2 separate regions of the Homo sapiens genome follow, and region 2 is linked to region 1. A link is an interaction called in ENCODE POLR2A ChIA-PET data of the cell type or tissue named here. Cell type or tissue: PC-9. All regions are shown on one strand. Each heading gives the region's core, and the rest is flanking DNA. Links, peaks and the distances in the headings are about the cores only.

The links. Peaks named below come from ENCODE experiments on the same cell type or tissue, not always from the same donor. Only the 100,000 strongest peaks of a DNase experiment are listed, where the experiment ranks them.
Region 2: POLR2A ChIA-PET joins it to region 1 with 10 read pairs; 2 of 35 experiments call an interaction of 5 or more read pairs at or near these places.

Annotation. Positions count from the first base shown.
Region 1 is chr9:72,809,401-72,815,268 of GRCh38, forward strand. All of the region lies in intron 18 of TMC1 (transmembrane channel like 1), which reads left to right. Among named protein-coding and RNA genes, the nearest start is that of LINC01474, 62 kb to the right of the region's middle. In PC-9, for the core only: no CTCF peak of the experiment used is centred there; no DNase peak of the experiment used is centred there.
Region 2 is chr9:73,035,222-73,041,089 of GRCh38, forward strand. No RefSeq gene overlaps it. Among named protein-coding and RNA genes, the nearest start is that of ALDH1A1, 85 kb to the left of the region's middle. In PC-9, for the core only: no CTCF peak of the experiment used is centred there; DNase peaks (open chromatin) are centred at 2,580 and 3,550.

The DNA of each region.
Region 1 (5,868 bases), core at 639-5,638:
AAAAGCTCTGTCAGAATCAAAACAAGTTTTAAAACATTAATGATGGATGACGAATCTTTGATGTAGATCCCATTGTCATTGACTTACCAAATGGATAGCTTACACGGGTGAGGGCCTACTAGGTGCAAGCCATTATGAACAAACTCTGTGCTAGGTGATAAAGGAATACAGGGATGTAGAAGATGTAGACTTACGTAGAGGTTGCAAATTTGGCCTGCAGGGTAGATTCAGCTAATGGATATTTTTGTTTGGTATGCCCAGTGGTGGTGTTTGTTTTTGTTTCATTTTTTATGAGCTAATATTTTAAAATGAGAGCTCTTACATAAAAACACATGGATTTATTGTTTTTCTTGAAAGGCTGGCAACATTAAATCTGTATTCCCACTAGGGAGAAATTGGCTGGAGTTGAGAAACCACTGCCATCTGCAGTTGGGATATTCATTCTCCAGTTCCTCATACTCTTCACCACTCTTTTCTCTTACAAGCTCCCGATATAAATAGAGAAATCAATTGTATGGCCCTTGAAGAGAAAGTGTGTGTGTGTTTGTGTGTGTGTGTGAGAGAGAGAGAGACAGGCGTGCATCAGTAGAAATGCAGACACAGAGGAGGAGACATTTGAACTAAGTCTTGAAGAATGATCAGGATTTCAAGAGATGAAAGAAAGAATTCCCGGTGGAGGGACAAGTGTAAGACAGAGCACCAGAGATAGATAGTGTGGGCAATCCAGGCATAGATTAAAAAAAAAAAAAAAAAAAACTAAAATGAGGCTGTTTTAGAGCAGAAAAGGCTAATAAGAATGTTTCTCTGCTATTCTCCTAGACCTGCTAATCAATAATATGGTTTCAGAAAGTACCTGTCATGAAGGGAAGGACAACCTGAGATAGGCAGAGGACATACTTGAGAATTCTGTCAGAAATAAAAGATAAAATCATGGTCCTTTCTACTGTATGCATGCATGTGCATGTATACACACACACAAAGCACATGATTTTTTTCTTCTGAATTCCAAAAATAATGCCAGTTTATTGTAGAAAATTTGGAAAATATAACAAAGCTAATATGAAAGTAAAAATCATAGGTAATCTCTGCCACTAATGAGATTAATTATTTGGATTGTTGAATCAAATAGTGTTAGATAACAAGTGCTACATATTTATATATAGTAACAGATTTTTATAAATATACACATATATACTTTTGTATACGTATATATGTGTGTAAACAGGTAGTAGAGTAGACTGGTTACTTGCTTTTATTTGTTTTACCTAACACTGATCATTTCCCAATGCTATTAACTGTTGTTTTGTAACATACCTTTTAAATGGTTGTATAATATTCTGTATGCAAATGTAGTATAATTAATCTAATTAGTTTTTAATTTGCTTTAAGTTGAACTGTCTAATTATTCTTATGATAATAAGTGTTGTGATGACATTTAATTATATCCATGTACATAAGTATCTTCATAGATAAATCATAGTGGATGTACAAATTATTTTCTTATGATAAATTTCTCTGAGTTGAATTGCTCAGTCACAGTAGAGGGCTTTAAAAAAGTCTATTCACTTTTATTACAACAGCCTCTGTAGAGACTCTGCAGATTTCAGCATTAGATTCAGAGATCTATAGAATGCTAAAGTTAGGTGGATTTTGACACAACCAGTTGTAATGCATGTATTTAACATATGAAAAATTGCATCTGTGAATTGAAATGAGGTTCCTAAGTTTATGTAGCCAGAGAATAATAAGGACAATGAAGTACACTTCTGGACGAAAATGTTATGTTAAATGTATTGATTTCTGTACTGGCTCTATCTGAGTAAGCTGGGTTAAAAGGGATTGTGAATATTTTTCAAGACACAAATTTATGGTCATAATGTTATCACAACAAACCTATGAAGATTAACTAAGGTGGAAAAATTACTGGCTTGGAGCAGATTACCAGACCAATGTAAGTTAATGTAATGTAAGTTAATGTCTCCAAAGGCTTCTCTGAGCACAGTTCTCAGTGTTTCAGAAGAGTTCATGAGGAGTAGAATAGTTTGTCCCTAGGAAGGATTTTAACTGCTCTAATTTAATACAAAGTGTGCCCTCTTGTAAACTTTGGGTTTTCTTTGGCAGTTCAATGCAGAATATCTTTATCTTCACTTCAGTTTTCATTGACACCATTCTTACTATTTACCAGCAAAGCAAGTAAAGAATATTCAAGAAGAAATAGAATTAGATTCAGGGCATGATGGGGTAAGGGAATGTTCAATAAACTCAGCATGGTGTTCACAGTTGTATTTTTAAGGTGATCATTGCTCACTCGTAAGTGAGAGCCGAACAGCGATGGGAGACTTCTTTAAAGTCTGATGAAGGATGCTCAGGATTATCCATAAATAAGAGGCATATAATTGACTGACTACCTTAGTGGATTCCCAATCATATTATATTGTATTATGTCACATCTCAATGTACTGCTTATTTTGTATCAGAAACTCTACAAAATACTTTACATGTATTATTCCATGTGATCGTACCAGCAATGCTGTGAGGTGGTATTATTGTTCCTACTTTACAGTAAACTGAGGCTTAGAGGATGTTAAATAATTGCTCAAAGACACATTAATGGTTAGTGGTAGAGTTAGGCCTGAAACTCGAGTCTCATCACCTTCAAAGCCATCAACCAAATTTCCATCATGTTGAATTTACACCGTAATGCTTGACTCTAGAAATTTTAAAAATTCTGCCAAAACTTGAATAATTCATACACTAAACCTATGGCTTTTGGAACTCAAAGTGCTCATAGGCTTAGGCAGGCTACCTGTGGTAGAATGGAGTTAGCAAATGAACTGGGATACAGAATTAGAAGATCAACTGTTCTCTAGCTGGGAACGTGGAGATATTATATATCAGTTCGGGAAGGTAGAATGATAAAGAATCAGGAAGAAATCATCAGCATCCCATAAGGGGTTGAGAACATGGGAACAGGGACAATGCAGACTGTATTTTAAGTGTTCCTTGAATATGTGGACAGGATCTGTCTGCAGTTAACAGGATCCTATTCTCAACTAGGGTTGAAGTACAAAGCCTCAAGTGCTCAATCATCCTAGCAGACGAGGCTAGAGTTTGTCCTAGATCAGTGCTTCTGGAATTTGAGCATACATCAGAATCCCCTGAGGACCTGTGAAAACAGCATTTCTGATTCAGTAGATCTGAGGCCAGGCCCGAGAATGTGCTTTTCTGACAAGTTCCCAGGTGATGCTGCTGACTCTCGTCTGAGGACCACACTCAAAAGCCACTGCTCTGGAGCCACAGCCCAGACTAGCTTGCAGCTCTAAGCAGAGTGATTCCAGCTGTGAGAAATGGGATTTATGTGCAGAAGGTCAGGCAACTCATTCCACAACAGAATTAATTCTCTCTGAGATCCTGAATTGCATTTCATATTATCCACAGGTTGGCAATCTGCCTCAAATAATGAAACTTGCAGAGAGAGAAGAGATCTTCCCAGGCTTTTTCTTTGTCAAGTGAGCACCATATGTCTTCCCTCTGGGTGGATGACTGACTTAGCACATCACAAGCAAAGGTCCAAAAATTAAACAACATCATTTCCAATCCCTCAACTATGATGGACTTTAGCCCAAATCCACATGGGCTTTTCTGATGCTGGCCCCCAACAGTCTTACCAGGAATGAGCAGTCATTAGTGAGTTTATTACACTTAGCTCATTCAAATAATTTTATGATCTCAAAGTTCAAGAGAATCTGTTTTTTTTTCTTTTTCCCTAACCGTTTTTTACCTTTGAGCTTTTTCTATTTTAGAGACAAACAAAATATATTGCAAATTGATTTATATTTATTAAAGTATTGCTTTAAAAATTTAAAATATAATATAACCTAATGTTTATAAAAGCCTACCTCTAAAACAATGAGCACTGACTTTTATACTACATATGTGTAGTTTTTCTGCCTTCTCTTTTGTTTTAGTTTTAAAGTGAGAGCTTCTGTGTTTATTGCATAAGTTAAATTCCATTTCTAAGGTGTTTACAGAGAAGCAATTCTTTCATAACTGGTTCTAATTTTCAACCAATAACGTATTTTTAGACTAGAAAGGGATCTTAGAAATGAACTAGTTCAGAGGTTGGCAAACTTTTGCTGTAAAGGGCTAGATAGTAAGTATTTTAGCTTTTGCAAGCCATGGTGTCTCTATTATAACTGCTAAATGCTGTTGTTTTAGTACCAGTCATAGATAATATATAAATGAATGAATATAGCTGTATTCCAATAAAATTTATTTGTTAAAACAGGTGGCAGTCCAGATTTGGCACATGGGCCATAGTATGCTGACCTTTGGTCTAGTTCATTTTTGATTTATGTGTCAGGAAACTAAGCCTAATGAGATAAGTGACCTGCCCAGCTTACCTAGCTAAGAAATGGTAGAGTGAAGTCTAAAATGCAGGTTTGAATCCCAGTCAAATGTCTGTTCTACAAATCCACTTGGTCCAGTATGGCCACCCTGTATCCTTTCTGTGCATCAGGCCAATTTATAGATCAAGGGGGTTGTTCCTCCAGCTGTCCCTGCTGCAAACACAGCAGGAAGCTAGGGACCCTAGGGTGTCCTTTATGCTTTTCTAGTCAACTAGTTATAAAATGTCTCATCTCTAATGACCCTCAGGAGCTCTATGTGCTTGTGAGAGAGTGAAGAAAACAGGCATTTAAAACGTTGAGTTTTCTCCACGTTCAGTAGTTTGGTGGGCCACCTCATGATACCATTCTAAGGAGGCGAAGGCTTAAGATTTGATTTTTAAACAGAGACAGAGAAAGGCTGTTCCAAGGCAACAGATGGGTACGGGCCAACCGAGTAAGCATTTTTCAGATGTGTTCTGTGATCACACAGGGCTCCAGGGGAAAAGTGCTGAAGATCATCCAGAGCAGGGCACTCCCCCAGAAGGAAAAAGACTCAGAGTTAATGTTCTCCAGATAAGAAGCAGTTCATTTTTCTCCATGAAGGACACATTTTTTTTCCATTGATGATTTCAGCACAAAAACTGTCAACCAAACCTTTTTGCCTCTTGTGAACATTGCCCTTCTAGAAAGTCGGCAAACTAACGAAACACTTTGTAGCTGTCCTTCAACAGTATCTAGAGTGATACTGCAGTTATCCAGGTCATCTTTGTTCTGTTTAATACACAGGACTCTTTATTATTTCATTATGTATCATCCTATCATTTTACCTTGAGGGTTAACCATTCCTGTTATGCCATACTTGCTCTTCTTTCCCTGAATCTGTTACAAGGGAGATTGTCCCTATGTTTCAGTTGAATAGGAGAGTAATACTGCCTTTTAGGAAAGTGATGAAGTTGAGGCCTGGATTCATGAGACTCTTGAGGCCAAGCATTTGAAAATTGAGAATGGTTTTGTTGGAGTTCCAAATCAGGAACCAATTCTATCTTTTTACAAATATATTTTTGAGTTCTTGGGTTTGGGAGGAACAGAGGCTCTCTTGGATCATCTTTGTGTGTGTGTGTGTGTGTGTGTGTGTGTGTGTGTGTGTGTGTGTGTGTGTTGGGGAGGGAGCTGTTATGGGGATATGTGTGGTCTGAAGCACACCTGGAGATAATAAGATCTGAGCAGTGCTAGGAACCTGCCAATGTCTTGGTGTCTTTTTCGTGGTCTTCTTGGCCCTCTCATTTCGTATTTACTGCATTCTTATTCCCTTATTACCAGTTGGTCAGTCTCCTCTGATTCTCTATCCCAAATTAAATAAGAGCCAGTTTTATTGCCCTTGCTAATTAGCATTTACTCCATTGTTAGAATCTCCTGTTAGGATGCCTAATGCATCACCAGGAAGCCTTTAGATGGGCCACCCTATCACAGTTAACCACTT
Region 2 (5,868 bases), core at 428-5,427, 230 kb after region 1:
TGCCCAAAAGAATATATTTAGTTTGGCACAAATGCCTAGAGAGCTGTTTTTATTGGGTTTTCTGGAAATATATCCAGAATGGAAATTTTTGTGTCAAAATTTCATTGAGAACTCTCAAAAGATACACTTTCGAGGAAATAGAGAAAGACAATTTGGGCAGAAGGTGAACACAATCCACAAGGTATATGTGGGTGCAACCAAAGTCTTAATCCATTTTCTAAGGAGCTGTGGAGCTGGAATGAGGCTTCACAGCTTCCTTGGACTGAATCAAAACATCAGGGCCTTGTGTCTCTACATTCATCATTGCTGACTGTAGGCCACCCGGAAAGAAGGAACATCTTGAGGGAGGGAGTGTTCTAAAACCAAGAGCAAAATTTCCTGAGATGCAGTTAAGAACCATCAGCAGCAGAAATTCCCAACAGCTGCCTGGATATATATGTTGACCCTGAAGAGAAGATCTCGGCAAGACACCACAGTATCCACTCCAACAGCCAAGGAAGGAAAAAGGGAGAAAGCAGGGCTAGGTTTCATAGAATCAAGTGTGTCTCGAAGACTGGTGTTTTCAAGTTGACAATGTAGAGTGTAAGGACATCCTAGGCAAAGGGAACATTGAACACTACAGCATAAGGACTGGTAAAACTTAAAAATGTGGACAAAATTCTAGACCCGTACTGACTAAGAGGAAGGAGAGAGAATCAAAGCAGATAGTACAAGATGAAAGTGACCCAATAGCAAAAGATGACACTGGAAAGGCAGGTAAGAGTCAGTCACAGATGATAATGAATGAAATTCAAAGCACTGTGCTTGCTAGAGGAAGTGAATAAGCAATGTGATCAGATTTGTTCATTTGAAAACTGATTAGACCAGCAGAATGGAGTATGACTGGGGAGAGACTAGCAGCAAACCCACTAGATCTGAAGCACGGCAGGCATGTTAGTTACTCCCAATATCCAGCCTACCTGCCTTCCTTACTAATTGCCCTTTCTTTTCTTTGCAGTGGCAGTATTGCAAGCCAAATACTTTATCATCCTATCTGACATGATAAAACTTAAGCAGAAGTCTACTGGTGGTTTTGGGGAAAGCTCAAGTGTCTTAAGTGATAGAATGATACAGATGGGGCTGACATGGACTTTTCTCCCTTCTTTTGTTTGGAACACAGATAATGATGGCTAGAACTGCAGCAGCCATATGGCAGCCAAAGGGAAAGGCCTAAAGAGTGGCAGAGATATCACCCCAAGTGTCATGAAGGTACTGAACCAAAGGAAGCAGTCACCCACATGTAGGCATTTTGTCATGTAAGAAAGATAAATTCTATTCATTTAAGCCATTTGTTCTTACTGGCTGCTGAATGTAATATACAAAGCTATTAAAATAGTCCAGAAAATATTTGATGGGGACCAGATCTAGGTAACAACAATTGGGAATAGAAATGCCAGGACAATGAGAAACATGTAGATGGCTGAATCCACAAGACCAAGTCACTAGCTGTGGGCTACAAGGGAGACTGAAGACTCAGGAATCACTGAGATTCTGATTTAAGAATATTTTTTTTCCATGTTCACCTCCTGCCATCTTTTATCTCACCTTATTTCTTAACCATATTTAGTTCTTTTGAACCTCTCTTCCTTTTAAAATGTTCTTCTCTGCTAGATTGCTTCATTCCAACTTCACCTAGTAAGCTCCCCTTTATACTTTAAATTTACTTCAAATATCACCTCCTCCTTAAAGTACCGCCCACTTAATCCCTAAAAGTACAATATTCCTCTTCTGTGGACAAAAACTACTATTTTTGAATGATTATCATGTGCCAGTTATTAAGTGCTTTACAGAGATCAAGTAATTTTTATTCTTTTAACTACTCTCTGAGGCAGGTACTGCTAGATGTATCTTATATGACAGTTTCTTATAGGAGGTCACATCAGTAAGGATGGTTATTGTTTACAGTAGAAGCTTCAGGTTTCAGCTGAAGAATTCTCCACTAGAAGGTGGCACAATCAAAGGCAAAGGGCACAGATATTAAAATATTTGGTTTTAAATCTTTTTTTCCGCCACTTACACACTGTTAGCCTGAACAGATTTTGTAACTTCCCTGGGCCTCAGAATTCATCATATGTAAAACAGAGAAAAAAATAGCAATCCTTCAAAGGTTGGCTACGAGAAATAACTGAAATACAAATGACTTTAAAATGCCTAATGCTTGTAAGCACACAATAAACATTAGCTGTAACGATTATTATCGTGGTATGGATTTTCCTCTTAACCAATGGGAATGCAAGGCAATTTTCATTACCCTCTCCTATGAACCCTTTTAAATAACACACTATTAGTCAGCTATTCTCAATGTCTATAATATGGGTACTTGCATAAATAATTTGATAGAGCTACCTAATGTTTATACATTAATCCAATGTGCGGTTAATTACATTAGAGGAGAGACTTCATGAAAAAACATTAGGAGTAAAACTTTTTTTTTTTTAGCAGTAGCTAAGTATGACATGATTAAATGTCAATTAGCATAACGTCTGCCAGTGGGTCAGAAAATTCCTGTGGTTTGTCGGCTCTTGTCAGATTTTTTTGGTTGTGTGACTTTTGAAGTCTAGCTATTTAGAAACCCATGATATTTTTTTGAACCTGACACCAAGTAACACAGTAGGTCATGGCCTGAAAGTTACCATGGAGGGAACATATTAGGTTGAGCACTCCCCTTGGGGGCTGGCTTTCTCCCCTCTGTGAGAAAGTACTGACTACCATTGATTATTCTTGGGCACTCTTATTAAATCTGACCTTGAAACTCAGAATATTTAGGAAGCCAAAAACTTCAATGCTAAAAACAAACAAACAAAAAAGTCTATTATGTAATAATTTGCAGACACCCTGACAAGAAGGTGGTCCAAAACCACAGGTCATTTACCCAGTTACACAGAAAACCTTGCATTATGTAGAAAAACTGGCATTTATCCAGATTGGGCAAAAATGCCTTGGCGCAGATGGGAATATTTACTCAAACCAAAGCTACCAATATTGCACTCAGAAGTTAACTGTTCTAGTTGTGGAAATGCAGGTCTGTCTGGTTGGTGAAGACTCCTGATGAATCTACCAAACTCATCTGAGAAAGTGGACCTATGTTCCCTTTATTTTGTGTTTCATCGATCCTCCTGCCCCTGAACTTGCTGACCACTCAGAGAGCTGCACACATTTTCCTGGTGCCAAAGTCCAGTTTGGAGAAAAGGAATTCAAAATTCACATCACAGCAACGTCTCTGTATCGCTCCTCCCTGTTTCTCCTTCCCTGCTCCTTGTTATACATCTTTGTATCCTACCTTCGTTTGTTACCAGCAATTTTAAAATGATTTCATCTTTCCATCTCCCTTCTTCTGTCTTGCTTTCTTCAAAGATCAATTTCCATCCTACTCCCTCTTACAGAAGCCTTTGCTCCAAATGCCTTCCCTCTGACTCCACTCACAGTGAAATCTCCGAGCTTCCCAGACCCGATCCTGGCCACAAAAGCCTCTCTACCCCTCTTTCCTGCTCCCAGTGCCCTTGATCAGGCTCCAAACTCCTTCCCACACAGGTCAAAGGTCCACCCCTCCTCCCCTGTCTTCTAGGAAGGGGTGTTCTCACCAGGCCTTTCCCTCCAGGCAAAATTCTGCCCCTGCCTGCTGCTGCTGCTATGGAAGAGACTGTTTGTGTTTCTTAGGACACACACAGCTTTGCCAAAATCCTTCTCTGTCTTTTGGTTCCTGCACCAGATTCCTCACACTGACCCACAAGATTTCTGGGCACAGGTGAGCCTTCCAAGCTGTAACTGGACTGAGTGGGTTTGCTGAGACTGTTGGATGATTATCCTGTCAAGTAGTTTTCCCCTAAAAAAGTCCTCAACTGGAAATGCCCCATAGTCACATTGAAAAGCTTTTGAAAAATGCATCCATCTCTAGAGATTTTGATGTAATTGGTCCATGTGGATACTGCTATTGTTTAACACCTCCTGAGGGAAGTCTAATGTGTGTGTCTAGACTTCAGATCACTACAGAAACCTTCAACCTATGTATGTCTTTCTCACCAGGCTTTTAAAAAAATTGCTTAAAATTCTCTTTGAATCCTTGGTGGTATAGCAGCCCACCCTTAGGGAGCCTCACATCCCCTGTCCTCTGCCTGAGTTTATCCTCAAAACACCAGGAACAGAATGTGCTTCAGTGCTTTCCAAGAATGTTGCTGAGAAAGTTGGCAAAGCATCTGAGCCTGGTAAATCGCCAAAAAGAATTTAGTAAAAGAAATGAGAAGAGCCCAGGCTGAGGAAAAAAATAAAATACAATCCAGGGTGATCACACAGTTACTTACATTTGTTGATGAACTGCTAACTGTTCCAGAGACTCTGGAAAAATAGTATTGTTGGGCAGTTAACAATGTACATCACACTTGGCTTCTGCCCTTTTTTTCCTTTTAGCTTTCATTATTGAAGTCTGGAGCTGGCCTTAGACATCTTCTACTCTGACGTGACCATTTTACAGATGAGGAAACTGAGGCCAACAGAGATTGTAATTTAACAGAAATTCCAGGGCTAAATAGAGGACAAGAGAGGCTGGAAACACAGTCATCTTTCTGAGTCCAGTGCTTTTCCAGCCACACATACCTCCCACCTACTCACTACTCAGCTTTGGAAATGCAACTGATTATTGTCAATGTAGAAACTGGCAGTTTTTTGTGTATGCTCAAGAGAAATTGAATTTTCTCCTGGGCAAGCACTAGATGTAAATAAGTGGTAATTTGTTATTAAGCTCAAAGTGGGAAATAAATGGGAAAAAATGACTTTATCTCTCCAAGTCTCCCCATAGGAGGATGATTTATTACCTCCCAGAGATGTGAGTTTTGAAAGACAGTGCAGACTTTGTTTACTGCTATATCTGCCACATGGTAAGATTGCAGTTAATGGCAGTTTTTCAAATTGTGGATGTTACATTGATTAGGTACTCAGCTTATTTTTTCTAAGTTTAAATGCGTATTCAGGGTTTTTTGTTTCCCATAAAAAAATTTATCTCTCAATTTTAACTCCAAAGATTATCCCTTAAAAAACAATGCCAAGCAAATTACTGTACTTAGCCACATTTTATCCATGAAGCTTAGAAAGATTAAATAAGGCCGGGCGTGGTGGCTCACGCCTGTAATCCCAGCACTTTGGAAGGCAAAGACCGGTGGATCAACTGAGGTCAGGAGTTCGAGACCAGCCTGGCCAACATGGTGAAACTCCATCTCTACTAAAAAAACATAAATTAGCCAGGAGTGGTGGTGTACGCCTGTAATCCCAGCTACTTGGGAGGCTGAGGCAGGAGAATCGCTTGAACCTAGGAGATGGAGGTTGCAGTGAGTGGAGGTTGTAGTGAGCCGAGATTGCGCCATTGTACTCCAGCCTGGGTGACAAGAGCAAAACTCCATCTCCAAAAAAAAAAAAAAAAAAAAAAAGAAAAGAAAAAGAAAAAGAAAGGTGAAATAATTAGATAAGACACATTAATGACAATGTGTTTACTTGAATATTAATAGTGGGAGCTATTTATGCTGTGTAAGGTCTTTAAGATAAATATGCCTTTGATCCTAGGTTCTTTTTCTAGGAGAACAAATTGGAATAGTTTTTACCACCCTGTCACTTTCATCTGAACTGGAAGACAAATTCATTGCTATTTGCAAAATAATCTTTCAGTTTATTAAAATTTATTATTTTTAAAGCTTAGAAGAAACGAAGTGTTGGTCTTCTCAAAAATCAAAGAGAGCTGGACATTTACACTAGCCAATGAGTATATCTATCAGTGCTATTTGTCTCTGTAAGTAATTTGAGAAGTGTGAACAGTTTAGTTGTGTTTTCTTTTAAGAGAGAGGA